2 separate regions of the Homo sapiens genome follow, and region 1 is linked to region 2. The links are chromatin loops, found by intact Hi-C in ENCODE. Cell type or tissue: Caco-2. All regions are shown on one strand. Each heading gives the region's core, and the rest is flanking DNA. Links, peaks and the distances in the headings are about the cores only. Region 1 has its middle 120 kb from the start of RGS7BP. Region 2 overlaps CWC27 (CWC27 spliceosome associated cyclophilin).

What was found. Peaks named below come from ENCODE experiments on the same cell type or tissue, not always from the same donor. Only the 100,000 strongest peaks of a DNase experiment are listed, where the experiment ranks them.
Region 1: it touches region 2 in a loop (19-fold over the local background); 4 of 110 quality-filtered maps call a loop at or near these places.

Annotation. Positions count from the first base shown.
Region 1 is chr5:64,376,572-64,392,452 of GRCh38, forward strand. No RefSeq gene overlaps it. Among named protein-coding and RNA genes, the nearest start is that of RGS7BP, 120 kb to the right of the region's middle. In Caco-2, for the core only: a CTCF peak has its summit at 8,364 (motif pointing right); a DNase peak (open chromatin) is centred at 8,390.
Region 2 is chr5:64,775,956-64,791,836 of GRCh38, forward strand. CWC27 (CWC27 spliceosome associated cyclophilin) reads left to right here. Exons shown (of 14, transcript NM_005869.4): 3 at 5,966-6,078; 4 at 7,881-8,024; 5 at 9,526-9,624; 6 at 10,569-10,672; 7 at 12,996-13,065. Among named protein-coding and RNA genes, the nearest start is that of CWC27, 15 kb to the left of the region's middle. In Caco-2, for the core only: a CTCF peak has its summit at 8,643 (motif pointing left); a DNase peak (open chromatin) is centred at 8,646.

The DNA of each region.
Region 1 (15,881 bases), core at 4,911-12,910, 400 kb before region 2:
TCCAAGAATCAAGACATGGAAACAGGAGAGGCCTCTTTACTACTCCTAGGGATCCACCACCAAAATGTATTCTTCCTGTCCTCATAACTTTAAAATGTGCTGGTTTAGAAGTCCTAGTTCCAGAGGGAGGAATGCTTCTACTGTAGGAACAATGATTTCACTAAACTGAAAGTTGAGACTACCACCTGGTCACTCTGGATTTTTTATGCCTCTGAATGAACAGACAAATAAGGGGGTTACTGTAATAGCTGAGGTAACTGCTCCCATCAAGAGGGGATTGGGTTGCTACTACACAATGGAGGTAAGGAAAAGTATGCCTGGAATACAGATCTTCTAACATGCTTCCTAATATTCACATCCTGTGATTCATATCAATAGAAAATTACAAAAAAACAATTCAGGCAGGACTGATAATGGCCCAGACCCTTCAAGAATAAGGGTTTGATCCCAGCTAAGGTGATTGCTGAGGGCAAAGAATATGGAATGGATAGAAGGTGGCTGTTAAAAATGCCAGCTACAACTACATGACCAGTTGAAGACTGCATTAGTTACAAGTTTTCTCTTGATGTGAACGTTTGTATAATATTAAGTATTTTTGTTTTCTTCTCTCCCTTATCCTCTTATCTAACACAAGATGTGTTAATAATAGCTAACTTTACATCACAAAATGTTTTTATGGTAGTTAATCTTAGTATTTAAATTTCAAAAGAGAAGAGGAACATTACCTGAGGATTTTGTATCCTCTTTTGAGGAAAAGGTTGGCATGTTTGCAGTTGTATATGGGATAGTTGTATCATATAGGCAGTATGTTTAAAGGAAATATGTATGGGTACCAAGTTGACAAGGGGTGGTCTGTGATGGCTTTGTGATGTGTCAGCCTGGCTAGGCTAAACTCCCTTCCCCAGAATTTCCTTTCCCCAGTGCACAGTCAACCTGGTAAAGAGCCGTAAGTCCCTTTGGGGAAATACTGAAAGAAAAGTCAACAGTATAAATTTTTGACAGTGGAGTGGGTTTCTTTCTCAAGGGGTTCTGAGTCTGTTAACTGACTCAAATTTGGAAATGAAGGAATTAACTCTATGTTTTGGAAATTCAAGCCAGACTTCTGTTTACTAGACCCAGAACTCCTCTGCTTTTACAGATCAAAAAGGAATTTAATAGGTTAACCGTCTATTTCCACTCTTGGGACATCATGAGAATTTTGATCATCATGAGAACCAACAGCTTAATCTCTTTGAGTCAAACTATTCTGGTTACTTTTTTTTTTTTTTTTTTTTTTCCGGAGACAAAGCCTCACTCTGTCGCTCAGGCTGGAGTGCAGTGGCATGATCTCAGCTCACTGCAAAGTCCGCCCCCTGAGTTCAAGTGATTCTCCTGCCTCAGCCTCTCAAAATGCTGGGATTACAGGCATGAGCCACTGAGCCCGGCCTCTGGTTACTATTTTAACTCTGCTATCCATTATGGTAACCCTGCCTATCTTATCTTTGGCAATTAAGTGTCACCACTTGACCCTTAACATCCCAGGATCTATTATCTCTATTGCATTTAGGTATCCTCATTCAATGGTAGCAGTTTACTTTATAATTTCTGACCTACAGAGAAGAGAGACTACAGAGCTTTTCAAGGATGCTGATGCTCCCTCACAAATTTATTTTTCACAGTTGTGGTGAAAGGCATGTTTTTCCAGGACTGGAGAGCAATCTTGCATGATAAATACACTCAAACATTGCAATCTCAAGCCTTTAGCTACCTTCCTCTATAATATCACAAGGCATTTCTACCTCATTTAGTGTAGGCCACCATTTTGTTCCTGGCAACCAGCCAACCAACCATCTAATTAAGCCCTTCCTAACTCCTTGAGCTAAAACATTGAGTCTCTGAATAGTGAGCCTACAAATTAAGCCTGATGACTTTATATTCCTTACACCTTGATTACACACCAATATCCATTCTCACACGTAACTCCTAGATTTCTATTTATATAAATTGAAAAAAAAGCCATGCAGTTCTTTTGGTGTATATCACACCTTTTCATGAGTCATACATTGTACCTCATTTTTTGAGGGCTGCTTCAAGTTGATTCTAGTTATAGAAACAAAAAGGGGTGTTGGGGAGTAGGTCCTGTGGATCATCAGGAGTACCTTGTAAGCAACTTCCTGAGGACTAAGCTCTCATTTTTTTTATCTTGCCCAAATTCCTATCTAAGGGGTGTGGGGAGTCATGCCCTACAAACCATAAATTCTCATCAGATGGGTTTTATTTAACCCTGTATACTGTGACTTGCTTTCCAATCTGACTCTGGCATAACAAGGAAGAAAATCAAAATATTTTACCCCAAAACGTGTTTCTCTGCCATATCTTGAAATGGTCCTGCGAAGCCATCCCTTGTGGGAAAAACCCACATTCTATCAAGAATCCCCTTTCCCCTTGTTTTCCTTCCTTCCTTTCCAGATCCAGGAGATAATCAACTAAGAGCCAGGCACCATTTTAGGTCCGATAAGAAACATTTTACAACCTGTTCTCTCTGAAGTCTGCTATCTGAGAGCTTCCTCCACACAATAAAATTTGATATCCACAATCCTTTATCTTAACCTGAACACTTCCTTTCTACTGATCCCAGGTCTTCAGATCAACTCAACCAATTGTCAACCAGAAAATGTCTGAATTTACCTATAGCCTGGAAGCCCCCTGCTTTGAATTGTCCCCCCTTTCTGAACCAAACCAGTGTATTTCTTAAATGTGTTTGATAAATGTATCATGCCTCCCTAAAATACATAAAACCAAGCTGTACCCCCGACCACCTTGAGCACATGTTCTCAGGACCTCCACAGACCATGATCACTCATATTTGGCTCAAAATAAATCTCTAAAAATATTTTACAGAGTTTGACACTTTTTATCAACAATCCTCAGGGGAGGCCATTCCAGGTTATTCAGGTAAAGGAGGACTATCCTCCCATATTAATCAGAGTTCTCCAGAAAAACAAAATATATACATATATTTATGATTTATAAATATTTATATTGTTTAAATGTATATATTTATGATATATATTATAAATATATAATTTATAAGGAAATGGGTAACATAATTCTGGAAGCTGGCAAGTCCAAAATCTGCAGAGCTGATGTCCCATTTCTAGTGCAAAGGTCAGAAGCTGCTGTAGAACCAGAAAAAAGAGCCAATGTCCCAGTTAAAGTCTGAGGCTGGCAGGCTGTTGTAGAACCAGGAACAGTTGATTTCCCAGTTCAAAGGCTGTCAAGCAGGAAAATTATCCTTCTCATGGGAGCATCAGCCTTTTGTTCTGTTTAGGCCTTCAACCGAGGATTGTAGCCCACCCACATTATGGAAGGCAATCTGCTTTCCTCAGTCTACTGATTTAAATGTTAATTATCCAAAAATGCCCTCATATAACAGAAAAATATTAAACCAAATATCTGGGCACCATGTGGCCTAGTCAAGTTGACACATTACACTTCCTCAGGCAGAACTGAAAAGACTGGTTCTATGGGCAAAGATTCAATTTCATATGGGAAGCCAAGATCCCCAGCTTTATCAGAATCTACCCATATTTCCCCACTCCCATTTGTAGAAGCCCATTCCTTCCCAATCACTGGCTAAACTTTAACAGAAGTGGTTGGGAATTCAGTTTGCCATTCACAGGAGGAAACTGTGGCTTTCATTTTCAGAAACCCCAGCCTTACAGCTACAGGATAGAGTTTCTCTGAGGGAAAATGCAGAAGTTTTCAGAACATTTAGCTAGAAATTTAGAGCCCTAAGTTCATTTTTCTATGGTCACTTTCTCTAGAGCAGTTAGGAATAACCAAACAACTCCATTCCACTCCTTGTTTTGACTAAAATGTTCTCAAGTGATTCATGCTTAGACATCTTGAATCTCACCTTCTATAGGTATTTAATTATAGTATCCAAAGGTGATAATTTGAGCAACTCTTTCACCACATCATGCCATGGACTACCAATGTCTTTTAAACAACTAGAAACAGGCTTATTAGTGCCTTAAGTTTTATCAGATTAGAAAAACAATTCCAGAAAATCAGAACCAATTCAGAGAACTCATCCTTAAGATCTTTAAGGCACCTCATCCTTAAGGCACAGGCCTCTGCATCCACTTTTGATACAAAAATCTGTGTCAGAGTCCAAACAGACAAGCAGAACCAGTAGGAGATATCTATCTATCTATGCATATATGTGTGAATATACACATACGTATAACAAGGAATTGGCTTACACAGTTTCGGAGGCTGGATAGGCAAATCCGGAGTCCACAGGGCAGAGAAGATCACAAGAAGGCTGAAGCCTCACAGACACTGGCTGAAGCTATTGTCCACAGGTTTAACTCTTTTTCCAGGAGAGGTCAACATTATATTTTAAGTACTTTCAACTGATTAAATGAGGCCCACTCAGGATAATCTTCTTGACTGATTAGGAACCTTAATTATACTCGCAAAATCTCTTCACAGCAGCAGCTAAATTAGTGTTTGATTCAGTAATTAGGAGAAGGTGTGTGGAGATCACAAAACTGCTGGTGCTCTCTTCTATCTTCCAGATCTTGAGGGAATGTATCTTATAGATCACTTATCCAGAAACTTACTGAAAAAGAAATTCAAAGGAATGTTGTTTTTTTAGCCTAGCCAAGACAACATACCACATAGCCATCACATATGCTATGCTCAACTAACTGCCCTTTCACTAAATTTTATCCTTGGCCTATTGATACAAAATTACCAACCTATAATTTAAAAATTATAGCATAACTTGTAATGATTATTCTCCAGTACCATAAAAGTGTTTAGATGTCCTGTGTAGGTGGTTTGATTATCTATTGCTGAGTAACAAACCACCCCAAATTTAATGGCTTAAAAAACATTTTATTATATCTAACAATTTTATGGGTCAAAGAATCAGGGCTCAGTTGGATGATTCTTCTCTTTCAACAGAAGTTAGCTGGTGGAATCAACGGAAGTTAACTGGTGGTATTCAGCTAACAGACACACTAATCTGGAGGGTCCAAGACAACTTCACTCATGTAACTGGTACCTTAGTAGGGATGGCTGAAAAACTAGGCCCAGCTGAGAGGGTCAAAGAAAGCTCCTAATACATGATCCCTCTCACATGGCAGTCTCAGTTACTTGTTCAGAATTAATATCAAAAAATCAAATTTTTTTAAGAGATGAGGTCTCACTCCATCACCCAGGCTGGAGTAGAGTGGCACAATCATAGCTCCCTGCACCCTTGAACTCCTGGGCTCAAGGGATCCTTCCACCTCAGCCTCCAAATATCAATAAATTATTAAAGCTGATTGTAAATTATAGTGTAACCAACTAATAGCCTATTTTTATACATGCTATCTTCTCTTTATCTTTGCTGATGCTCTTTAGTTTTCCTTTATGAAATAAAGGAATTAGCTCCCTTTATGGTTTTAATTTCCTTAATCATATTTCTATCTACTCTAAAGCTTTCATATAAAACAGTACTTCTGAACCCAGTAAAACTCAGCAATAACACATAATTACAAGGCCCCCAATTCATTTTTGCATTCAGCAAACAAAAATAGTACATATTCAATAAATATTCATTGAATAAATGAATGCACACTTATAAATCATCCTCAATTGAAGTTTTCTTCATGATCTAAAGCCCACTTAAATGCCAGCCGCATATCCTGAGGATTTCAGAATGAAGTTCTTATGAAGTAAGATTTCAGAATGAAGTAAGATTTCAGAATGAAGTTAGATTTCAGAATGAAGTTCTTTTGACCTAGGAGTTTATATACTCCTTCTAATTTAAAAATAGTGTTCAGAAATCTACCTGATATCTGATTATTCAAATAAAAGCTAACACTGCTGCTGGAAACAAAGTTTTCTACTGATCTGCTTTCTATTGTCATGGATTTCAGAGATAATTGGTATATATGTATGTGAGCACATCCATTTCTACTTATGGCTAATAGAAGGCTAAAAGCAGAGGAGAAAGTAAATGAAACTAGCACCACCACAATTCTTTCTACCACATAAACCTGCACTTATGGTTCTGTTAATTATTACTTCCAATCTAGACCCTAATTGGGTGTGTCCTTTTCTTTCTATGACAGGAAAAGGCACACATGGCCTCCATAGAAATGTACCTTTGCCCTAATTATGATATGTAGATCTTTGAGAAAAGACAGGAAGACTTAAAGGATGATGTGTTTTACTTCCAAAAATTATAAACTTAAAACTGTCAGAGATGAGATATAATTAGGAAAGACCATTATTTTATCAAGCAATTAACCAATTATAAATTCATTATAAATTTGGTACCATCTGGTTTTAAATTATTGTGAAGAGAATTTTTATCATAGTTTATTGATAAATGCTACAATATACCCTCTCATTTTTTTCTACTAAGACTAAAGACTGCTGTAATTGAAATAACAGGTAAGCAAAGTACATAAGTTCACATTGTCTGTTTCATTAAGATGAAAAACTCAGGACTTCTAAAAAGAAAGTATTTAATATCCCTTTGTATACCTTACAACTTCATCATCATCTTTACTGGAACAAAGAGTAGTAATGATCAGTGTTATATACACATTTATCTTATTTTCCCCTATTCTGAATCAAGTATGAGTGACAATAGAGAGTGAAATTAAGTGGCTTTAAACCAATGGAAGGAAAAGGACATGTATTTCATTCAGACAGAAAAAAAAGATGAAAAGCAAAAATGGATAATGTATAAATAAGTACTTTGAAAAGGTTAGCATGGAAGTCATTTAATCTGGAAACAGTATGCAGCATATATATGTCAATCACAAACATGTTCATTAGTGTACATAAATTGTTCCCTGTATAACACACTACTTGTTTTAATCTTAAAGAAATACCAAAAATCAAATTACTCAAAGCCTCAGGCTTCCAATGTGTCTCCAAATAACTAATATAGTATCCACAAATATATATACAAACACTACAATGGGTTCTGATTAAAGAGAAACAACACAGAGACCAAGAAAAAAATATACATCTGATTTTCACTATAATTGGTACATTGGTAGAATAGAAAAACTGGACGGATGTGGGATTTTGCATAAAAGCAGAGAAGTATGAGAAAAGGAATAATCAGAAAATACAAAAAAGACTGGGGCAGGGGGTGGGGAGTGAATGAGAAGCACATATGACTGACCATGAGCAGATCTGCTAGCAGTGATGACATGGCAATCAGGGCAATCAGTAATGATGACAGAGATGGCAAGGAGAAGACTTGGCCAATGGAAAGATGCCAACAATGAAAAGAAATAAAATGGTTTTGCAATAGGAGAGAAGAAAGAAACAAAGCCATATGTACTTTTCTATTTTCCCTCTACCAGTTTATGTAAAAGACCGAAAGCAACCAGATTCTAGAAGGAAGGGAGGCAAGGAGGAAAGGAAAAATGGAGGGAGGGAAGGAGACAGGAAGAGAGGGAGGGAGGGAGAGAGGGAGGGAGAGAAAGAAGGAGAAAGAGAGGGAGGAATGAAAGCAAGCAAGAGAGAAAGAGACTTGGATGGCCTAATGCTTTAGGTTGACCAAAGATGGTCACACAATCACAATCTGCAATCTAAGGGAGGAGGTTCCAATTCTGGGTTAGAGATAAGCACACCCCACCCTGTATATCCTAATGAATACATCAATAAAACCTGAACAGAACAGATGGAACAGATATATGGGAGATTTTGAGTAGTAAACTGCTGCAGTTGGATTCTGGAAAAAGAACAGAATTTGTAATGTCGCTGAACTGACAGTGAGTTTACTAATTTTTTTTCCTCCAGTAACTCTCAGCCTAACTTTAACATACCAGAAGTGGGCAGAAACATGTAGGCAGAGAGAGCTCCAAGAGAAGCCCACTAGCTCTGGCTGCAAGCAGAGAAAAAGAACTACAAAAGCTCAGAAAGACTGCTTCTTTCCACCACATCAAGCCCCCAAGCAATACAATGGTGGTGTCAACAGGCAGAGGCAACAGGAGACTGCAAGAGCCAAAACTCTAAAAGAGAGGAGCTGTCGTTCAAAGAGTGTATGAAAACTCCTCATTGCCTTTTTCTCCCTTAGTTCCCCTTCCCCACTACCACTTGATCCTTGATGTGGGGTACTTGAAGAAGTATATGGCAATGTGTGGTAACTAAAGTGTTGGCTTTCTGGCTGAACAACTAAAAAGAGGAGTCTTGAGGAACCAGAAAGTTTGAGGGAGATGGTGGAGAGGTGAAAGCTCAGGAAAGCAAACCCACAAAGTCATTTATGAACTCCTAAGCTCACCCAAGAGCTGCATAAGTGTGGACCTTATCCTATTCAGCATAATGGTGACTGAAAACTGAACAGACAGACCATAGCCAAGGTCCAAGACTGACCACTGGGTGGCACACATCCAGGAAAGATAAATCATACTATAAAGACTTTGAAAATGGAACTGACATTGAAACCACAGCCTACAGAGGAGGGTTGGAACCAGTGGCCTGAATCTAAGCAGGTTGACTGCCTGCTTAAAACAAAACTATTTAACAGTCTCCATAGAAATGAAATAAGATCAGATTCAAAATGTCTAGCATAGCCTAGTAATTTGGGGTAATAAATTACTAGGTAACTAGAATTACCTCGTTCTTTGCTGGGTAACCTGAAATTACCTGGCAAATAACTAGGAAAATGCCAAAGCACCAGGTAAAAGATAATCAAAGAATGCCAGTGTTAAAATAACACAGATGTTGAACTTTTCAAATATTTTAAAGCAGCCATTATAAAAATGCTCCAGCAAGCAATCAAAAGAATTCTTGAAACCAATGAGAAAATAGTAAATATTTGCACTGAAATTGATAATATGAAAAAAAATCAAAAGAAAAGTTTGACCTGAAAATAAAATAATCAAAATTTAAAATTCATTGGATAGCAAGGAAGGGAGGCAAGGAGGGAAGGAGGGTGGGAGAGAGGGAGACATTCAATAGCAGAATGTCAATAACAGAAAAAAAAATCAGTGAACTAGCAAATATGTTTGTTCTGAATCAGTCTGAACAAAGAGGAAAAAATGATTTTTTTTAAATAACTGAACAGAGCCTCATGGACCTATAAGACTATAACAAAAAGTCTAATTTTGTGTTATAACAGTCTCAGAAATACAGAAGAAACAGGGTGATGCTAAAAAAAAAAAAACTTAAGGAAATAATGACAGAAAACTTTGCAAATTTGATGACAGACAAACATATAGATTTAAAAGCACAGCAAACCCAAAAAGGAGAAATCCAAAGAAATTAGTCCTAGGCACATCAAAATCAAACTGCTGAAAATAAAAGACAACCAGAGAAAAACAATGCTGTATACATAAAGGAAAAATAATTTTAAAGACTAAAAATTTTCATCAGAAATCCTGGAGTTTAAAAAGGAGCGGAACAAGAGATTTAAAGAGCTGAAAGAAAAGAACTGTCCACCAAGAACTCCATGTCCAGCAAAAATATTCTTCAGGAATGGAGGCATTCTCAGATAAGGAAAAACTAAGATAATTAATTGTCAGCAGTCATGCTTTCAAAGAAATTCTGAAGCAACTTCTTCAGACAAAAGGGAAATGAGACCAGAAAATAAATTTGGAAAATCATAAATGAAGAAAAAGCAATAGAAATGGAAAATATCTGGGTAAATAGGAAACTATATTTCTTTTAAGTTGTCTAAAATATGTTTAAACAGTTGAAAGAAAAATTATAATACCTTGTGATGAGATTTACGATGTAACTACATGTAATGTATAAGAACACTACAACATAAAGAGGAGAGAATACATAGTACTACATATTGGGAAAGTTTCTGTATTCCACTTTAAGTAACAAGAATATTGATTCTAAATAGTCTGTGAAAAGTTAAATACACATATAGGAAGCCCTGGAGCAACTACTTAAAAAAATATAAAAACACTATACATTAAAGCTGGACACTAAAAATATTGAAATAACCCCAAAGAAGGCAGGAAAAGTAAAACAAAGGAATGGAAAACAAAGAGAATAAACAAAAAAATACTAAAATTTTAGAAATACTCCAAACATTGAAATAATTAGAGGCAAATTCAACCTACAAAAGGCAAGACAGAAATTGTGGAATGGATCTTTTTTAAACACATGAACCAACTATACACAGTCTATAAGTAACTAACTTCAAATATATAATGACATGGTTCAGTTAAAAGTTAAAGGATAAAAAATATATACCATAGAAACACTAGTCAAAAGAAAGCTAGACTGGATATACTTATACCAGCCAAAGTATACTACAGAGCAAAGTGAATTACCAGTGATAGAGATATTATATCAGAGAACAATAAACTTTTTCTATAAAAGCCCAGATAAATATTTTAGTCTCGGCAAGCCGTATAGTCTCTATTGCAAAAGTATAATTCTGACACTGTGGTACAAAACAAACCATAAAAAATACATAAATGAATAGGCTTGAATGTAGTCTAATAAAATTTTATTTACAATAACAGATGGCAGGCTGGATTTTGGCCTGCCATAGTTTGAGTCAGAGTTTACGGAGCCCAATACTTTATATAAAAGTAAAATGGTCCACTGGTCAACAAGATATAACGTTGCATATGTATCAACAGAGCTACAAATACATGAAGCAAAACCTGACAGAACTAAAAGAAGAAACAAAACCACAATTACAGTTGGAGAGTTGAATATTCTTCACTCAGACAGACAGAAGTAGTTAACAGAAAATTTTTTAGGATAGAGAAGAACTGAACCCAATTGATTTAATTGACATTTACAGAATATTTCTCCTACAACAGTGGGATATATAATATATTCTGTTCAAGTATACATGGAACGTTAATCAAGGCAGACCATATCCAGGGTCATAAAATTCTTTCAATATCAAAGAACTGAAATCCTACAACATATATTTTCTAACTATAATAAAATTAAACTAGAAATCAGTAGTAAAGGTAACAAGAAAATCTTAGAAATTAAATTACATACTTCTAAATAATCCATAGTTCAAAGGAAGTCTCAAGGAAAATTTAAAAATATTCTAAACAAAAATAAGAATATAGCATATCAAAATCTGTGTGATACAGCTAAAGTAGTCCTTAGAGTGAAACTTACAGCATGAAATGCTCATATTAAAATAGAACAATGATCTCAAATCTACAAGTTAAGCTTCCACCACAAGAAACAAGAAAAAGAGAAAAATAAACCCAAAGCAATGTAAAGAAGATAGTGACATAAATAAGAGCAGAAATCAGTGAAACTGAAAACAGAAATCAATAAAGGAAATCAATGAAATAAAAAACTGATTATCTAAAAAGATCAATAAATTATTGTTAATTATCAAGAAAGACTGACCAAGACTAAAAGAAAGAAGATACAAGTTACCAATATCAGATGTAAAAAAGGGCTTTTACTACATACCCTACAGACATTATAAAATATAATAAAGGAATACTATGAAAAACTCTACATAAGGAAATTCAACAACTTAAATAAAATGAACCAATTCCTCAAAAACCACAACCTGCCCAGACTCACCCAAAATGAACCAAACAGTACTATATTAAGAAATTTTGGCCGGGTGCGATGGCTCACGCCTGTAATCCCAGCACTTTGGGAGGCCGAGGCGGGCGGATCACGAGGTCAGGAGATCGAGACCATCCTGGCTAACACGGTGAAACCCCGTCTCTACTAAAAATACAAAAAATTAGCCGGGCACGGTGGCGGGCGCCTGTAGCCTGTAGTCCCAGCTACTCGGGAGGCTGAGGCAGGAGAATGGTGTGAACCCGGGAGGCGAAGCTTGCAGTGAGCTGAGATAGCGCCACTGCACTCCGGCCTGGGCGAAAGAGTGAGACTCCATCTCAAAAAAAAAAAAAAGAAAAAAGAAAAAAAAGAAAGAAATTTTATCTGTCGTCAAAATCCTTCCAAAGAAGAAATCTCTAGACTCAAATGGTTTCACTGGTGAATTATACCAAACATTTTATTTTATTTTATTTTATTTTATTTTTTGAAACAGAGTCTCACTCTGTCACCCAGGCTGGAGTGCAGTGGCATCATCTCGGCTCACTGCAATCTCCACCTCCCAGTTTCAAGCGATTCTCCTGCACCAGCCTCCTAAGTAGCCGGTATTATAGGCACCTGCCATCATGCCTGGCTAATTTTTGTATTTTTGCAGAGACAGGGTTTCACTATGTTGGCCAGGCTGATCTTGAACTCCTGACTTCAAGTGATCCGCCCACCTCAGGCTTTCCAAAGTGCTGGGATTACAGGTGTGAGCCACCACGCCTGGCCTCCAAACATTTTAAAAAGAAATAATATCACTACTGTATTCCATAAAATAGAAGAGAAAGAAACACTACCTATTTTATGGGACCAGCATTACCTTCATATTCAACCAGACAAAGACAGTATAGAAAAAGAAAACTACACAACAATATTCTTCATATAGAAGTGGAAAAAAAAAGCCTTAACAATATCCATTCAAATCCAACAATACACCAAAAAATGAATACACCGTGACTAGGGTTTATTCTAAAAATGTAAGCCTGGTTCAACATTAAGAAACCAATCAATGCCCACCATATCAACAGTCTAAAGAAGAAAAAAATACATGATTGTTCAATTAATACAAAAAAAGCTTTTGACAAGATTCAAAATTCATTCATGATTTTTTAAAAACACTCTCAGTGACTAGGAATAGAAAGGGACTTCCTCAGCTCCCTATAATTTGGTAGATGATAAAGTTCATCATTTTTAAAAATCCCATAAATAAAATCATAACAGTGAAAGACTGAATGTTTTCCTCCTGTAATGGGAAAACAAAGCAAGGACAAACACATTCACCAAATTATTCATCATCATACTGGAAGTCCTAGCTAATTTAATAAAGCAAGAGAAAGAGATAGGAACGAACTAAATTGTCTCTGTTTGCAGATGGCATGATTGTCCATGAGGAAAATCCCAAGAAATCTACACCAAACTGCTACAATATCTGAATATAGCATGAGGACACAATACAACCAACATGAAAAATTGACCATATTTCAATATACTATGAATCTACAGTTGGAAAGCAAACTTTTTTAAGAAGTACCAAACATCTCCAGAAAATACTGAAATACTAATTATTTTTAAATGGTAAAGTGAATTCAGATCTCACCAGTTACATCAACTAATTTATGTGTCTGTGTATTCTATGCAATTTTATTACATGTGCAAATTCATATTACCACCACAGCAGTAAAAATATAGAACAGTTCCATTACAAGGACCTTTAGTGCTAGCCTTTCATAGGGACAGTCTTCCCCACCTGTTAGCAACCACTAATCTGTTCCCCATCACTACAATTTTGGCATTTCAGAAATGTTATATACATTGAATTATATAGTATATAACTTTTTGAGATTGGCTGTTTCCACTCAGCATACTGCCCTTGAGATCCATTCAAATTATTGTGTGAATAAGTTATTTGTTCTTTTTTTATATTAGAGTAGTATATCAACAACCTGAATGACTTTTAAAGATATTATACTGAGTGAAAGTCTACTTTCAAGAGGTTATATACTGTATTATGACATTTATGTGGTATTATCAAAAAGAAAAAATACATATATAGTGATTGAGAATAGATCAGTGGTTGCAAAAGGGAGGAAGATATGACTACGTAGAATAGCATGACAGAGTTCTTTGAGGGGTGATAGGAGGTACCACAGTTTCTTTAACCATTCACCTATCGAAGGACAATTAGGTTGTTTCCAGTTTTTGCTTATTATGAAAAAAGCTGCTATGAACATTTTGGCATAAGCTTTTGTGTGAACATAAGTTTTCATTTCTCTGAGATAAAAGCTTAAACATTCAACAGCTGGGTCATATGATAAGGAGTAATTTTCTGGGGAAAAAAAAATTTGCCCTATTCTATTCCAGAGAGGCTCTATGTTCCTACCAGCAACATGGTGTCTTCCATCATCATCAGCATTTGGTGTTATCACTATTTTTTTTTAACTTTTAGCTATTCTAATAGGTATCTAGTGATATATATTGTAGTGTTGTCATTCTCTAATGGCTAATGATATTGAATATATTTTCATGTGATTATCTTTCATCTGACTATTCTCTTTGATAAACCATCTGTACATATCTTTTGCCTACATTTTAATTGGGCAATTTTTTTCATCACTGCTGAGTTTTAAGAGGTATTTATATATTCTAGATACAAGTTATTTGTTAAATATGTGTTCTGTGAATATTCCCCCCCCCAGTATGTAGCTTGTTTTCATCCTCTTTACAATGTTTTTCAGATCATGAAAGTTCTCAAATTTGATAAAGTCCAATTTATAATTTTTTCCTTTTTTGGATTATGCTTTTTCCAAGTCTAAGGACTCTGCCTAGTCCTTGATCCCAAAGATTTTCTCCTATGTATGTTTCTAAAAGTTTTATAGTTTTATGTTTTAAATTTAAGTATTTAATCTATTTTTAGTTAATTTTTACATAAGGCATGAAGCTTAAGTCAAAATCTATTCAGCATATGTGTGTGGTTTATTTTGGGGTTCTCTATTCTGTTCCATTATCTATGTATTTATTCCTCCATTAAATACCACAGTCTTTATTACTGTAGTTATGTAAAGTCTGAGCATCAGTTATTCACCACATTTTACACTTCTTTACCAAAATTATGTGAGTCTAGATTTTTTGCATTTCCATATAAATTTTAGAGTATACTTTTTTACGTCTACAAAAACCTTTCTAGGATTCTGAAAGATACTAAATTAAACCTACAGTTCAATTTGGAGAGAAATGACATCTTTACTATGTTGAGTCTCCCAATCCATGAACATGGTACATCTTGCTACTTAGTTAAGTTTCCTTTGATTTCTTTCATCAATACTTTGTAATTTTCAGCATACATATTCTATATATACTTTGCTAGATTTGTACTAAGGCATTTCATTCTTTGAATAATTTGTAAGTAGCATTGTGTTTTTAATTTTGGTTTCCACATGTGCATTGTCAATATATGGAACTGTGATTGATTTTTGTAGCCTGCAACCTTGCTGAGCTCATTTATTAGTTCTAGAGATATTTTTTGTAGATTTCTTGGGAATTTTTTATGTAGACCTTCATGTCATCCACAAATAAGTATAATTTTATTTCTTCCTACCTAATCTGTATGCCTTTTTTTTTCTTGCATGTTGCACTGGCTAGGACCTCTGGTGTTGTATTGAATAAGAGAGGTGATAGCAGATTATCTTTGGTTTATTTCCAATATTGGGGAAGAAGATTCAGAAGTATGATGTTAGCTTTAGGTTTCTATAGATGTTCTTTATTAAGTTGTGGAAGTTTTCCTCTTCTTCAAATTTGCTGAGAATTTTTACCAAAAATAAGCAATTTGTAAAATGTCTTTTCTGCATCAATTAATGTAATTTTTCTTCTTTAGCCTGTTGATATAGTGAATTTTATTGACTGATTTTCAAATATTGAAACAGCCTTGCACACCTGGAATAACCATGATTGATCACGTTTTATAATTATTTTTATACATTATGAGATTAAATCTGCTAACATTTTGTTGAGGATATCTGTGCCCAAGTTCATAAGATATTGTTCTGTAACTGTATTGTTTTGCACTATCTTGTCTGGTTTTTGTATTGATGTAATAATACCCTCATACAATGATTTGGAAATGTTTCCTCCTCTTCTATTTTGTGGAAGAGATTGTACAAAATTGGTGTTAATTTTAAATTCAATGTTCAATAGAATTCCCCAGAGAAATTATGTTGGCCTAAAGATTTCTTTTGGGGGAGCTCTTAAATCATGAATTCCATTTATTTAAAGGTTATTGGATTAATATTGTATTTCATCTTGGATGAATTTTGTATTTTGTAGTTTTC
Region 2 (15,881 bases), core at 4,599-12,598:
TGGTATGATGAGATCTCTCTAAATAGACGTAATTATCAGGTGAAGATTTAAGAAATGAAAAATACCCAGATACCACCCCCTCTCCAAAAGAGAGAGGTGGGGAGGAGTGGAGCGAGAGAGAGAGAGAGAGAGAGAGAGAGAGAGAGAGAGAGAGAGAGAGAGAGAGAATGAAAGGACATCTGCAAAGACCATTATTAATAATTGCTGTGGCAGGCAGGAAGGAAATAGAGTCAGGTAGGTAGTTCAGTCAGAGAGGCCTCAAATATCTGTTAACCAAGTTGAGAAACACAGGAGACATGAAAAAGTCAGACTTGTTTCTGGTAAGAAGTTTTGAAGATTCAAAAGCTCAAGTTTTACAGAAGGAGAGTAAAATTACAAAAACATTAGAAAGAATGAATGGTAAATTGCAATCCATGACCAGGTGAATGGAAGAAGCAGAAAACATCTGGATACAATGTGACAGTGAAGAAGAAATGAGGTTCTTAAGTTGGGTGATGATAAAACTCAATTATTACAACAATTATTCCCCTATTTATAATAATGCAAGGAGAAAGAAGAAAGAATAGAAAAATAATTTTAAAAATAACCACAACAATTATCTTAATCAAATTCACCAATCCTCTTAATTGAATAGAGATAGAATTATTATTGGAAAGGCTAACATGAAGCCTAAGAAGACTGATTTAAACAAGGATACTCCTAAATAAGTTAAGTCAAGGTTTCAAAAATATAATCCAGAAAACCCCATTTTAGTTCTTTGCTTCTATGATTTAGACGAGTCATAATGTTTCTAGATCTTGAAACACTCATATTTATTTTTTTAAAGCATGGTTTCCAGAATTTAAAAGCAAATGAATAAAACATGAACAAGTAAGAGCGCAGTCTCAGATATGGCCCTCAACTAAAATGATGTTCATAGCCAAAGGATGGTTTATAGCCTTTAAAAAACCAAAGGATCTACATTATACAGACTTAATCTTAGATTTTTGGTCTTTGCAGCATAGTTAGGTGGACATTTAAAATGAGTGGAACTTTTAAAAACTTATCAATTAAAAAATAGAGCAAAAAAGATATAAAGGAATGAAAGGGAAGCTTATTAGCTTTGATAATTTCATTAGTTCCTCCAGTGTGAGGAAGGAGTATAATTTTATGTTTGTTTTATAGACAAGTGGGGAGCAGAGGGAGAAGTGGATAAGAAAATCAAAATGTTTAATACATTGTGTGACTACTAATCTCTTCACCTTTATTTCACATCATTCTTGTCTCATCATGGTCCACACTTCATTGCTTATCTTTTATTCTTTAATAATAGTTTACTAATTCTTTAGAGTGACAAATATAAGCATAAATATGCTATAAGTTAAAAGAAATTTCTTTACAAAACTAAAATATTTGTTTAAAAAAATACCAGATAGTGCAGACTGGTCGCAAGATGAGTGTTAGATAAAAAGTTATTAATGATAACATTTACATAGTTAAACACAAAACAGGATTCTAGAAGAAGAAACGTATAACTACTTTAAAGTGCAAGTATAAATTCCTCTATGAACTTGGGCAAGAAATATAATTAGTCAAAATATATGATAATGCCCATAGATTATTGTAGCCAGAAATAGAAACCATGTGACAAATACTAGAATGACAGCAATCAAATAGGAACTTTGTTTCATATTTAAGATACATTTAGGTATCTTTTTTCAATAGTGGAGAACATTCAGGAGGATATTATGAACGTGCATAATGAAATAATAAAGCTTTTTCAAAACACTTGTGATGATGCATAAAAATTTAAGAAAATCAAATAAACATTGCAAGCAGCAAAATATACAGTATTATAAACTATAAATACAACTATAAATGCATAGTTCAATAGTGATTACTAATAAATTACAAAGAAGTAGAAATAGTAGATATGGAAGATTTGTGGACATTGGAAATTCCAGCTATGTTAGAATACAAAGTTATAGTGTAGAGAGTATAGAAAATTTTTACTCATTTATATATAGTATAATAATTTCATGCATTCAACAGGAATATAACTAGGAAAATCATAAAGAAAATCTTAAAATAAAAAGCCAGCATCACTGAAATACTTAATGGGAAATAGGAAAAAGAAAGAAAATGGTGAAATTCTAAAATTTGAAAACACAAGTAATAAAGACCTCTTTCATGTCCTTTTTCCGTCACAGGTAACATATATCTGGGTTTTATGGATCTTGCTTCATAAGTAGTTCTTGAATCTGTGTATCTCAAGATAAGCCATAGTTATGTAATGACCTCAGGATAGTAGTTGCTTGCTTGCATTCTCTCACTGGCTCTCTGTCGCATGCACTTGCGCTGTCTCTTGCTTTCTTTCTCTCTCTCTCTCTCACTCCCCCTCTCTCTCCAGTCATGTCTCTTTCTAATATATTCACACTGGGTAAGAGTGACATTTTGAAAATGCAAATCTGATCATGTGCACAGTGCTCAAAAAGTATTGGTTGGCTGCTTATTATGGGTCTAGATGAATATTCATTATATGATATATACTGGGGTATATTTTATATTCAAATTTGAATATGAATTTGTAGCATTTGAGTGAAGATATTAGTTTGACCTCACATTTGTGTTGAACTTGAAAATGTGTAGTTTGCTTTCATATTATTTAATCTTCAGATTGACACTGTGCCTTAATTTATGTTATTAGATTTATGAGAAAATGGAGTTTAAGACTGTATAGCTAGCAAAAGGCAAGACTCAAACTCCTGACTGCTACATACAGTGTTAGTGTAACTGATGAAATGGTTACCTAGGAATATAGGAGAGATACTTTAAGACCTTTTGGTTTTTATAGTATCTATTTGTAACCAGAGGGAATTTGTCTGCACTAGGGAGCTCTTGTAAATGCAGCCCAACTGCCCTGCAATGGGAGAAGGGACTAAGCAAAAATCAGCTGGTCTTCCTTTCTACTTCTTATGTACTGTGTACTAAATACAGTTGTTAGAATACAGATTATAATTTTTAAAATATGCATTGTATATCCAGTTATACTTTGCAAATATAAATAATTATGAGGGTGTCTCCAAGACACTAAAATAGGAACTTTATAAATTATGTCAGTAACTGTATCAGTAAAATGCCTGGCCCACAGTAGATACTTGATAAATATTTTTCATTGAATGAGTTATATTCAGGTTGTATTCAGTTGCAGGTAATAGAAGACCCAACTCAAAATGATTTAAATAATAAAGACATTTATCCTCCTGTATGTCAAGAAATCTGGTGAAATCTTTAGGGAAGCTCAGTGAAATCTTTAGGGAACTGTGCTTTTTCCATCTTTCTGCTTTGTAACCCTCAGCATGTGATTGAATCATGACTGCCTAACTCGATGATTGGCTCAACCACAACCTGCTTTGTTGCTATTTGCTTTTTGTTTGTTTTTACAACAACAAAAATAATAGCTTTTGTTTATTCAGTACTTCATACTACATATGTTTTCCTCTTGTGCTTACCTAATGTAAGTACAGAACTAATTTCAGTGATGTAAAATTTCTTTCCTTCCACCTAACGGATTTTTTGAAAAAACTGTGGTGAAGTTTATATAAAATAGAACTAACCATTTTAAAGTGTACAGTTCAACATCATTTAGTATATTCACTATAATGTGCAGCCGGCACCTCTATGTAGTTCTAAAACACTTTATTACCCCAAAAGAAAACTCTGTATCCATTAACCCAGTCATTCTCTATTCTCCCCTTGATATGGTTTGGCTCTGTGTCCCCACCCAAATCTCACCTTGAATTGTAAACCCCATAATCCCCACATGTCTAGGGCAGGACCAGGTGGAAGTGATTGGATCATAGGGGCATTTTCTCCCTTACTGTTCTTGTGATAATGAGTGAGTCTCATGAGATCTGATGGTTTTATAAGCATCTGGCATTTCCCCTGCTTGCGCTCACTCCATCCTGCTGCCTGAAGAAAGTGCCTGCTTCTCCTTTGCCATCCGCCATGATTGTAAGTTTCCTGAGGCCTCCCCAGCAATGTGGGACTGTCAATTAAACCTCTTTCCTTTATGAATTATCCAGTCTTGGGTATTTCTTCATAGCAGTGTGAGAATGGACTAATATACCCCTCCTCCACCCACAGCCCCCAGCAACCACCAATCTATTTTCCATCTCTGCAGATTTACCTATTCTAGATATTTCTTATAAATGGAGTCAGACAATATGTGACTTTGTGTTTGGGTTCTTTCACTTAGCATGTTTTTGAAGTTCATCCATTTTGTAGCATGTATGAGTATTTCATTCCTTTTTGTGACAGTCATATTCCATCATATGTATATATCACATTTTATTTATCCATTCATCCATTGATAGACATTTGAATTGTTTACACCTGTTGGCTCTTGTGAATAGTGCTGCTATGAACATTTGTGTGTATTTGAGTACTTGTTTTCAACTCTTTTGGATGTATATACAAATATATATATTTTGGATATATATATAAACAATCGATTCTTTTGGATATATATAGAAACAATATATATAAATATATGATGTTTTGTAAAAGCAAATCTGATCATGTGCACAGTGATATATATATTATATATAATTTATATATCAAACAATATATATCAAAATTACTTATAACTATAATTACTTATATATTATATATTATTTATGTGAACTATATATATTTACACTTATAAATTATATATTAATATATAAACATATATATCACTTGTATACACACGCGCACACGCGCGCACACACACACACACACACCGGAATCATAATTGCTGGATTACATGCTAATTCTGTGTTTAACTTTTTACACTATTTTATATTCCCACCAGCAATGTAAAAGGGTTCCAGTTTCATCACATCCTTACCAACACTTATTCTTTTAAGGTTTTTGATGTTAGCCATTCTAGTGGGTGTGAAGTAGTATCTGATTGTGGTTTTGATTTGCATTTCTCTAATGACTAATAATATTGAGCATCTTTTGTTATGCATGTTGGTCATTATTGCTACTTCTTAATGTAAATTCTCTTATTCAGGCAAATTCTAATTCCTGCTTCCCACTCAATTTGTCGCTTATACTTTGCCTCACTGAGATGCCATGCTTCTGCCATTCCCAAGTTAACTTCCTTTTCTTCTATGAAGTATCCTAATGATTTTAGGTTCCAGATAATATATAGTATAGGAGGTCATATACAGTCTCTCCTGTATATTTATGAGTTCTAAATTATATACTCCAATTGTATATTTTTGAATTACATATAAATATTAATAATTTATTTCAATCATTTAGCAAACTGAGCTAATTGGACTCAAGTATGTATTGTGTTATTTGTTTTATTTATTCAAAGTTTCTTGAGGAGGGTGTATTGATGGTTCTAGACCTATAACTAATAAGTAATTTTGATATATTATGAGTTTGTGTGTTAATAAATTAATTTCCTGTGAGGAAAAGAGGAAGCAGTGGGAAATAAGGTATTTATCTTTGCCAGGGTTTCTCAGTCTCCATACAGTTGACATTTTGGGCTGGTAATTCTCTGTTGTGGGAACTGTCTTTTGCAGTATAGGGTGTTTAGCAGTATCCCTGCCCCCTACTCACTGGATGCCAGTAGTATCCCCCATTTGTGATAACCAAAAATATTTTCAGAAATTGACAAATGTCCCCTGGGGCACAATATTGCTTCTCCTCCCTATCAGAACTCTCTAATTTCTGTTTTGAAGACCAGTCCAGAGTTTGAGAGAATCCTAGAAATAAAAACAAGAAGTCAACAGTGATGGTTTCTGTAGAAATGTGTGCTGTTCTGAGAAGTAACTATTTTATAAGAAGGAGGATACAAAAGGTTTTGGCTGGGGAGCGTATTTAACATTCTGGAAAATAAATCTTTTGACTCTAGCTGTATTAATTTTGGTAACTGTAGAGATGATTAATTTTAGACATTGATAAATTATTTTTATTTTTTTTTCAGCTTATTATGACAATACCATTTTTCATAGAGTTGTGCCTGGTTTCATAGTCCAAGGCGGAGATCCTACTGGCACAGGGAGTGGTGGAGAGTCTATCTATGGAGCGCCATTCAAAGTAAGACTGAATTATTATTTTTATTATTATTTTTGTTGTTATTATTATTTCCAAGTCAGTTTGGATTGCTTAATCGAAAATGATTGTGTTCCACAAGAGGAAAAAACGTTTCACATTAGTATATAAACATCAGGCTGGGTGCAGTAGCTCATGCCTGTAATTCCAGCACTTTGGGAAGCCGAGGGGGGCGGATCACTTGAGGTCGGGAGTTTGAGACCAGCCTGGCCAACATGGTGAAACCTCATCTCTACTAAAATTACAAAAATTAGCCAGGCATGGTGGCACACGCCTGTATTCCCAGCTACTCAGGAGGCTGAGGCAGGAGAATTGCCTGAACCTGGGAGGTGGAGGTTGCAGTGAGCGGAGATCGCACCAATGCACTCCAGCCTGGGCGACAGAGCGAGACTCCGTCTCAAATAAATAAATAAATAAATAAATAAATAAATAAATTGTCTGTAAAAGATGCATTAATCAAGAACAGGTCAGTGATTTCTTAACTGCCAACATAGATCTAAGAAGAAAAGGAGTTAATGTCATAGTGAAGATAATAACAACAGCAGGTTCAAGTAAAAGCTAAAAGTTGTGTTTGTTATTAATTTGATGGCACCAATATCATGTTCTTTGAATGAGTAAATATTGGTATCTCTTAAAATATGGGAGTTTTTGAAAAATTCGTTTTTATATTAAGGGAATAGATTGCATTTTCCTTTCATCTTTTAATGAGTCATTGTGTGATTCTTGAAGAAAATACTTGAACTGTTAGCTTTAATTTCCAGATGATAATGGCCTTAGAAATGTGGAATAGTTATTTTAAAAGTCTCAGATGTCACTTTTAGACTATTTTATATTTTACCATGGTAAGACTTCTCATGATTTTAGATACTCCGTCTAGTCGGAAGCATTCTTTTATTCTTTTATTTGGTGTGACAGAATAGCTGTTTTTGACAATTCCTTCCTAATTTGAGATTTTTGCTTCATTATTTTCAGGTAATACAGTTATCTTGTTACATTTTTCAATTAGGTCATTTTGAATACAGTATACAGAGTTATGATCCATTGAGTTCAGATCTCTTGAGAATTATTTATTAAGGAAAAATATCTTCCTTTGTGAAAAGCATTTATGATATAACATGACTACATTTATAAATGAGTTCTGTATCAGGCTGGATGGAAATTCTGTTAACTAAGAGACTAATATATTTGTTAAGTAGCCCTGTCATGGTGAGAAAACCACCTTAGAAAGGCTTGTTCCTGCTCTTTTGAAAACTGGCAAATAGAATCAGTGCCATTTCAGAGAAGATTCAACTTAGGACTTTAAAAAGACATGGTAAAATTACATAACACAATCATAGTAGATTATTTGAATTAAAAAACAAGAACAAAGCAATTGTTTAATGACATTTAGAATGAGATGGGAAGGAGTAATAATTGAATACTCTGCAATGGCTCAAAGGTAGTTTTCTGGGAGAAATAATAGAAGATTTCAAAAGCATAGCTGACTTTGGGATGAGAATAGGGAAATGACTTAGAAATCCATTCCCCCTTGGGTACTCTTCCTTTAGATGTAACTAAGCAGCTTTCTACAAAATAGGGTATATTTCTGTCTGAGTATATTTAGAAGATACAGTCTAGTGAATTCAAGTTTAATAACATTGAAAGAATAGTAAATACTTGAAAATCAATTAAGTAAAATGTCTGCATTTTTTATTAGAAGTTGTATGGGACCTTGCAGGTCAAGTTGAATAACTGCATATGAAGGGTCTTATAACTGAGGACATTCACTAAATCTTTTTACATTTCAGGATGAATTTCATTCACGGTTGCGTTTTAATCGGAGAGGACTGGTTGCCATGGCAAATGCTGGTTCTCATGATAATGGCAGCCAGTTTTTCTTCACACTGGGTCGAGCAGATGAACTTAACAATAAGCATACCATCTTTGGAAAGGTTAGTGTCCAGTGATTTTAAACCTGTGGTTCAGTTTTTGGTTTTATGTTATTCCTTAGACTTCTAAGATACATATGATTAACTTATCTAAGAGCTACCTTTGTAAAAACATTCCATAGGATATGTTTATTATTTTCAAAAATGATGGAATATATTCCTAATATAGTGCACTATGAGGGAGCATCTAAGTTCTTTTTGGATCTTTCAATTCAGTCATTAGTTGTGACTTTAGTGTATTCCTTCTTTAAAATCATAGTAATGGTATGAGCTAAAATGTGCCACTTAGCCAATATTGATTTTACACTTTTGGAAGGACATTTAGGTAATAATATTTAGTAGTTTACAGTTTATTTTCTTAATGATGGATTTTCTTAAGTTTAAAGTGGAATTTGTGTTGACATTGAAACTTCTTACTGTAAATATTACTTTGAATAGTACCTATTTAATCCTGCTCACATTTAATGTCATATTAGGGAACGTCCTTTCTATAGAATTTTTAACAATTCCCTTTAAAAAGGGATTCTGAAGGTTTTCTTCTCTCACTCTTCTCCATTCTCATAAATATGTTTCTATATGTTTTAAGTCTTAGGCATATCGGACATCACTAGTGCATCAGCGCCCTCTGCTGGTTCAGTAAGAATGGTTTCCCCATATACTGGGCAAAACTGGATTTTTGTGGTGATGAAAGGGAAAAAAACAAATTCAGTACAATTGGAAAGCTGGTGTTGTTTTAAAACTCTTGAAAAACACTGAATGAAAGGAATCACACTAAAACTATATGTTGCAATGTTGTTGGTTAATACTTATTAATAACAGTGGGTTAGGAAATATGCATTGGCACATTCTTTTGAGCCACTCCAGCACAGCCTGTCTGATGTTTATAGATTCCCTCCATTTATTCCTTAAAAATAAGAGTGTGTAATAAAATGAGATTTAAGTTGCCATTCTGCATCAGTTTTTACAATTGGGTTATATAACTAACACATCAGAGACAATGTGTAGCATAGTTAGAAGTTAGAAAGGCCATCACTGTTGGTTTTATACCTTCTTTGATCCTCATTTTTCTTATCTGTAGAAGGATAATATTAGTTCCTACTTTTAGGTTGTTTGTGAGGATTAAATGAGATAATGTCTCTAAAGCATTTACCACATTGTTATTGTTATTTGCTTATTTTATCCTATTCCAAAGTTTAAATTTGTTTATGATGTTTGAATGAAAAGTTGTCATTCAGTAGGAGATTATTTGGCATTATATTATTAATAAAAACTTACATTAAATATATATTGGAAATTTCCAAAAAACTTATTGGGGGATTGAACTCCATCCATGCTTTTCTCCTTTAAGATAAAGTTGCTTTATTTGCATTATTAAATGCATATATTTTTATGTAATCACATGAAATTTTCTTTTAATTATTTGAAAGATGTTTTCAAAGGTTTTCTCTTAATTCAAAGGATGAGTGCAATAATTTTCAATTACATTATATTTTTAATTTGATAGGTTACAGGGGATACAGTATATAACATGTTGCGACTGTCAGAAGTAGACATTGATGATGACGAAAGACCACATAATCCACACAAAATAAAAAGCTGTGAGGTAGGAGCATGATTATTACGAGATACAGCACTTACATTGTCGTTTAAGAGGAATTGATTCTTAGTATTTTTAAACTATTGGATTAAGGCTTTATACTATGTTAACATCACAACTCAAATTTTATCTCTAATTTATTTGGGCACCGTTTCTAGTTAAGAATTTTTTTAATTAAAGATTTTAATTCAAAGATGAAACTTTATCTGATAATCCAATGACTGAAAAGCTTACCTCATAATGGAAAGTTAAAGGAATTAGGTTTATTTAGCCCAAAGTAGTGACTTCATAGGTAATTTAAGAGTAATCTGCTGGGCACGGTGGCTCACACCTGTAATCTCAGCACTTTGGGATGCTGAGGTGGGTGGATCATGAGGTCAGGAGATGGAGACCATCCTGACTAACACAGTGAAACCCTGTGTCTACTAAAAATACAAAAAAAATAGCTGGGCATGGTGGCATACGCCTGTAGTCCCAGCTACTCAGGAGGCTGAGGCAGGATAATCACTTGAACCTGGGAGGCAGAGGTTGCAGTGAGCCAAGATCACGCCACTGCACTCCAGCCTGGGCGACAGAGCAAGACTCCATCTCAAAAAAAAAAAAAAAAAAAAAGAATGACCCTTCATTGAGGAAGCAAGAATACTTGATTTGGAATCAAAGCATCTGAGTTGATCTTGTTTACTGTGTATCATTTACATTTTCTTAAATATTTTTCCCTTTTGTAAAATGGGGATAAAATATCCCTTACTTAATAGCACATAGGATTATTGAGAGAATCCAGTGAGGCCGTGTAAGTGGAAGCATGTTGTGTAGTAAATATATATCACTATACTAATAATGTTTATGTGGGGAAAAATATAGACACTATACCACTGGAATTACATACGGGGTTTGATTTTTTGTGAAATGTTAAAAATGGAATAATGTTTTCGAAATATTTTTTTTCATAGGTTTTGTTTAATCCTTTTGATGACATCATTCCAAGGGAAATTAAAAGGCTGAAAAAAGAGAAACCAGAGGAGGAAGTAAAGAAATTGAAACCCAAAGGCACAAAGTAATCATAGTGGAGAGATTTTTCTTCAGCTTGAAAAATGACACTCATTCATTTAGTTTACTATATTTCCTTTTATAGTAATTGTTTACTAGCAAAGGAGAGGCCAGTTTGAACCAGAGAGATATTGGAATTATGAGTGTGTGGTTGTATTAGTTCATTTTTACACTGCTATAAAGACATGCCTGAGACTGAGAGATATTGGAATTATGAGTGTGTGGTTGTATTAGTCCGTTTTCACACTGCTATAAAGATATACCTGAGACAGGGTAATTCATAAAGGAAACAGGTTTAATTGACTCACAATTTCACATGGCTAGGGAGGCCTCAGGAAGCTTCAATCGTGGAGGAAGGCGAAGCAGTCACCTTCTTCACAAGGCAGCAGGGGAGAGAGCGAGTGGGAAGGAGGAACTGTCAAACACTTATAAAACCATCAGATCTTATGAGAACTCACTCAGTATCATGAGAACAGCTTTGGGGACACCACCCTATAATCCAGTCACCTCCCACTAGGGTCCCTCCCATAAAACACATGGGGATTGTGGGAATTACTCGAGATGAGATTTGGGTGGGGACACAGAGCCAAACCATATTAGTGGTTTTGTTTGTTTGTTTGTTTGTTTGTTTTCCTAAATGAGCAACTCTTGTATTCAGGTGCAGTATATCTTAAACTTAAGCTACAAACATGTCATCTCAGTTGTTCACATGAAATCTGTGTTAATAAATAGATACATATTTTATGATCCCTGTAACAATTATTTATATAAATGAGTTGTTGAGAAACTTGTTTGTTGCTTATTTTAAAATTAATATGTGCTCACTCAGTATAAATAGAAAGTAAAGTATAAAGAATATTTTTAATGACTGCATGATTGCATTATGCAATTTAACTTGTATTTAACTTTTTACTCCTTTTATGTTGCTATTAAAAATAATATTATTATAAATATTTTAAAATATAAAGCTGTTTCATTCAGTATTCTGGTTTATTTCCAGAAGATAATTTTCCAAAAAATAGGAATGAAAAAATAAATTTCAGTATTTTGGACAATATTCTACATTATTAATACTGTCTGTATATACTGCAGAGTTAGATTTCAACGTACTCTTTTACTGAATCGTAGGATCCTTATTAGAGATTTTATTGTAAGTATAATTGTTAGATTTGATCAATTCTAGATATAATCCTGCCAAACCTAGTTAATAAAAGGCAAAGTTGATTAAACTTTCTAAGCTTCAGTTACCTCTTCCTATAAAATGGAGATTAGAATAAGTTCAACTCCTGGTTGTTATGAGGATTAAATGAGAAGAGGTATGTTAAAACACCCAGTAGTATAGGCATTCAATACCTATTAGTCTTTTTCCTTGATATCCTACAAATACAAAGTTAAATTGTTTTATAAAGTGTCAGATATGAGCCAGACACTTTAATAAGCAGTTAATTCCTTGTGGCAAAATAACTGCTTATTGGAATTATTTATTTGATTTTTAAAAATTCTTTGATCAGCTTATTTTGATTAATCTATCTCTGGATGAAAGGTCACTGTCACTGTATTCATATGCAGTGCGTCATCACTATGATTTATCTTAACAATAAACTCTAAAGTCTTTTTTTGGTGTGTTTTGCTTTGTTTTTGTTTCCAGCAAATATATTGGGGATGATATGTTGGTCGTTGCTTGCTTCTAGGCTTTGGGAAAAAAAAAAATCTGTTTCACTGCCACATCTTTAATTTTTCTATTTGAGAGACAGTTTTAGTAACTTGTTTATCTTACTTGAGATTACTTTTGTTTGATGAATCAGAGGAGACAAACCTAGTTTTTTCTCCTTGTGGGCTATTTTAGTTGTTCATTGCTCATATTTTTTTGTCTGACAATTTTGTATACATATTAATTTTAAAATATTAAAAAATATTTTGCCAAATACTAGATTAATTGCTTCCCATTTGTAGCACTCAGGGATATATACTTATTATTTTTCAGAAACCCCCATTTTGCTACCAGTTTTGATAAATATAAAAAAGCTTAATTATTTCTGTCATGCTTTACTCAGTAAATTTAATGGTAATGCTCAGAAGGGATTTTTGGTCATTAAAAGTTAGTATAATATAGGAAACATTGGTGCTGTGAGGCAAAAGCTTTAACATCATACTGAAAATACAGATCGTTAGAATACTTCTGCTGAATACTGAGTAATATGGTCTTTTTTAGAACAGTCAGAATGTATTTCTTCTTGTAAATTCTGTTCTCTTGCTCTGAAAATAAGGTATTTATAAGTTTGATTTGACTTTCTCTTTCTTTTTTTTTTTCTTTCTTTTTTTTGGACTAGAAATTTTAGTTTACTTTCATTTGGAGAGGAAGCTGAGGAAGAAGAGGAGGAAGTAAATCGAGTTAGTCAGGTAATCTCTAATTTGCCCTTTGTTCTAACTTACAAAAGAGATTGGGGTCTATATCTTACTCACTATTGTATCTCCTGCTATATCTGGCACAGCATGTTTTACATGGGGCAGGCTCAGTAAGTGTTCATTGAATTTGTAAATTGATTTGTGGTCAGTAATATTTGCAACTTTTGAGATTATCCTATTTATTTTTAATGTTGGCATTTTAAAAAAATCAGTTTGAACTAGACTTGCAGTTTTTTGAATGGTTGGACTTTATGATTCAGATCCTAACTGCTATTTTTTCAGGTAGTATGTTAGATGATAATGATTATTATCATTACTGATATAAACAGTCACAGACCAAAACTCTTATATTCATTTTAATGTTATTTATATATATTTTGTTTATTTCATTAATTCTCATTACAGCCCTTTGAGATGGGTGATATTATTATCATCCTCATTTTACTCATGAATACATTCAGCTATAGTTTATAATTTGCTCAAAGTAACATAACCAATAAGTAGCTACAGATGGGAACTGAACGCAGGTCTTTGTAACTATTAAATCCATGTCCTTGAATTATGCAGTGCCTCCTGGCCTTTTTATTCTGCTAGTCCTTCCTGTAGGCCTTTACATGTGGTTTTCTTCAATATTGCTTGCATCATAATACGCATTACTGAAACACGGTGTCATGCCATTGTTTAGAGCAGTAATTCTGGTGTGTATACTACAAGAAAACTGTCTTCAAGGGTTTCTACTCCTAAAGGTTCTGATATGCCTTTCTTTTTTGAAAATTAGTGAATACTGAGAACTAAAGGATTAGGTTTATAGTCTTTATTGTTGTAATTAAAACTTTATAACCTATAAGCCTTACTTGCTTAACATAATTATCTATTTCTTACCAACTCTAACAATAACATTGAATTAAAAGCATATTATTATTATTCTTGTTTTTACTTCTTTAGCCATATGTTCCCTTATTAGTGAGCACGGTTTTGCAGGCTAATGTTGGACGCCTAGTAAGCACTCTACTTAATACCCCTTGCATTAAAATGTAATTAAAATGGTGTGTATATGAAATATTTTGGTCATAACTTTTTGTTGCTTTTTATTGTATCCTTGAGTGATGTATTTGATGCCATGGATTCAATTTCCATTTACCTGTACACCAACATTCTAAACTCTAGGAGATAAGGCCAAATATTTCTCCTGGGCTCTTATCCCTTGTTCAGAGTTGCTTTAGGAAAGGTCTCTAGATGTCAAAACTAAATTCATTTTTTTACAAAAACTTCATTTCCCAATTCCTTAACGTCACCAATCACTCTGTCACCTCAATATCTGAAGAGTCATCTTCTTTAGATGTCAGTGCACTAGTCTTGCATTGTTTATGATTCAAATTTATGCCTCATCAAAATGATTTACTATGTGTCATGATTCTGTGGTTATGTTTGTGAATGGACAAAACCATGAATGTTAGATCTAGAAATTGCCAGGGTTCCTTTTCATTGATGTTTTCTAAAGATGTCAAGTTTCCTTGCATACCCATACTTTCCTCACAGTTCCCCCACCCCTGTTTTTCCTTTTGCCAGGAGTATGCTCTCTCCTTAAAGTGTTTTTCCTTTAAGATTTAGGTCTACTATCACCTTCTACTACTTCTACCTCCCCCTGCCACTGAACTCCCATCCAGGCTAAGCTAGGTACTTCTTTCCATGATAATCTGTCTATGCCCATCAAAACATTTATCCTACTGCATTACAATAATTTATCTTCTTATCTGCTAACTATACTATTTATTTTATGTAATCCCTATAACAACCATGCAATATAGATATTATTTTTCTTATTTTGTAGAATAAAGAAAGTGAAACTCAGAGAGGGTTAAATAACTCATCCATGATCATGCAATTAAGAGGTGGTAGAATCAGAATTTTGAACTGAGGGTTTTTTTAGCTAGTTAAGTCTCTCATATGATTATGAATGCTGTAGAAGCTGTCTCCTTCAAGCCCAAGACGTCTCAAAGGTTGGTGAGAAATTTCACTGGTAGCGTAGCATTCTGGGGTAGAAGGCAGCTGGGGAAGGCAGTTGGCCCGTTGTCCTTCCCTAAATCCCACAGGGTCCTGGATAGTTAGGTTGAGCAGCCTTGGAGAGCAAGGGCAGGAGAAAGTTTTTCTGTCAGTTTTTTGTTGAAGTTAAATTTCTAGTCTAAAGTAAGTTTTGTTCACAATTGCTTTGAGATAGACTTGACTAGGAAATTAGTTTGAATTTTTTCTATTTGTAACAGCAGCATGTGTTAAATGTTCAAAGATTATCTTCCTTCTGCTGCTTTCTACTGTACAAAATAGAAAAATGGTATGTTTACATTATACTGAATATTGTGAACTTATACTCCAAAAGCAATTTGCGTTTCAGATTGAAATGTACAAGGATAGCAGCACAGATAGTGCTGTCTTTTTTTTTTTCTTTCTTAAACCTGAAAAACACTTTAAATACTTTTAGAAGGACTGAGTAAAATCTTTTCTCTCTGCCAAGAAAATTACAACCCAAATACCGTTCATTATCAAATGAATATTATTATCCTAGTATTGTGTCATCATAGTTTTCTCATCTGGCTCTTTCGTAGGGGGTGCTTTGTAATTAAGTTATCATCAAATGCTTGTATCTGACTCTCACGTCTATATCTCTAGGCTGGTTTACTCTTCTTTTCTCCAGCTGCTTATTGGACATTAGTTTATCAAGCCCTGGGGAAGTCTTAACTCACTATCTTTTTCTTCTCAAACTTCTTATTTTGTGACTTTGTATTCCCTAGTGTCAATATCTTCCAAAGAAGGTC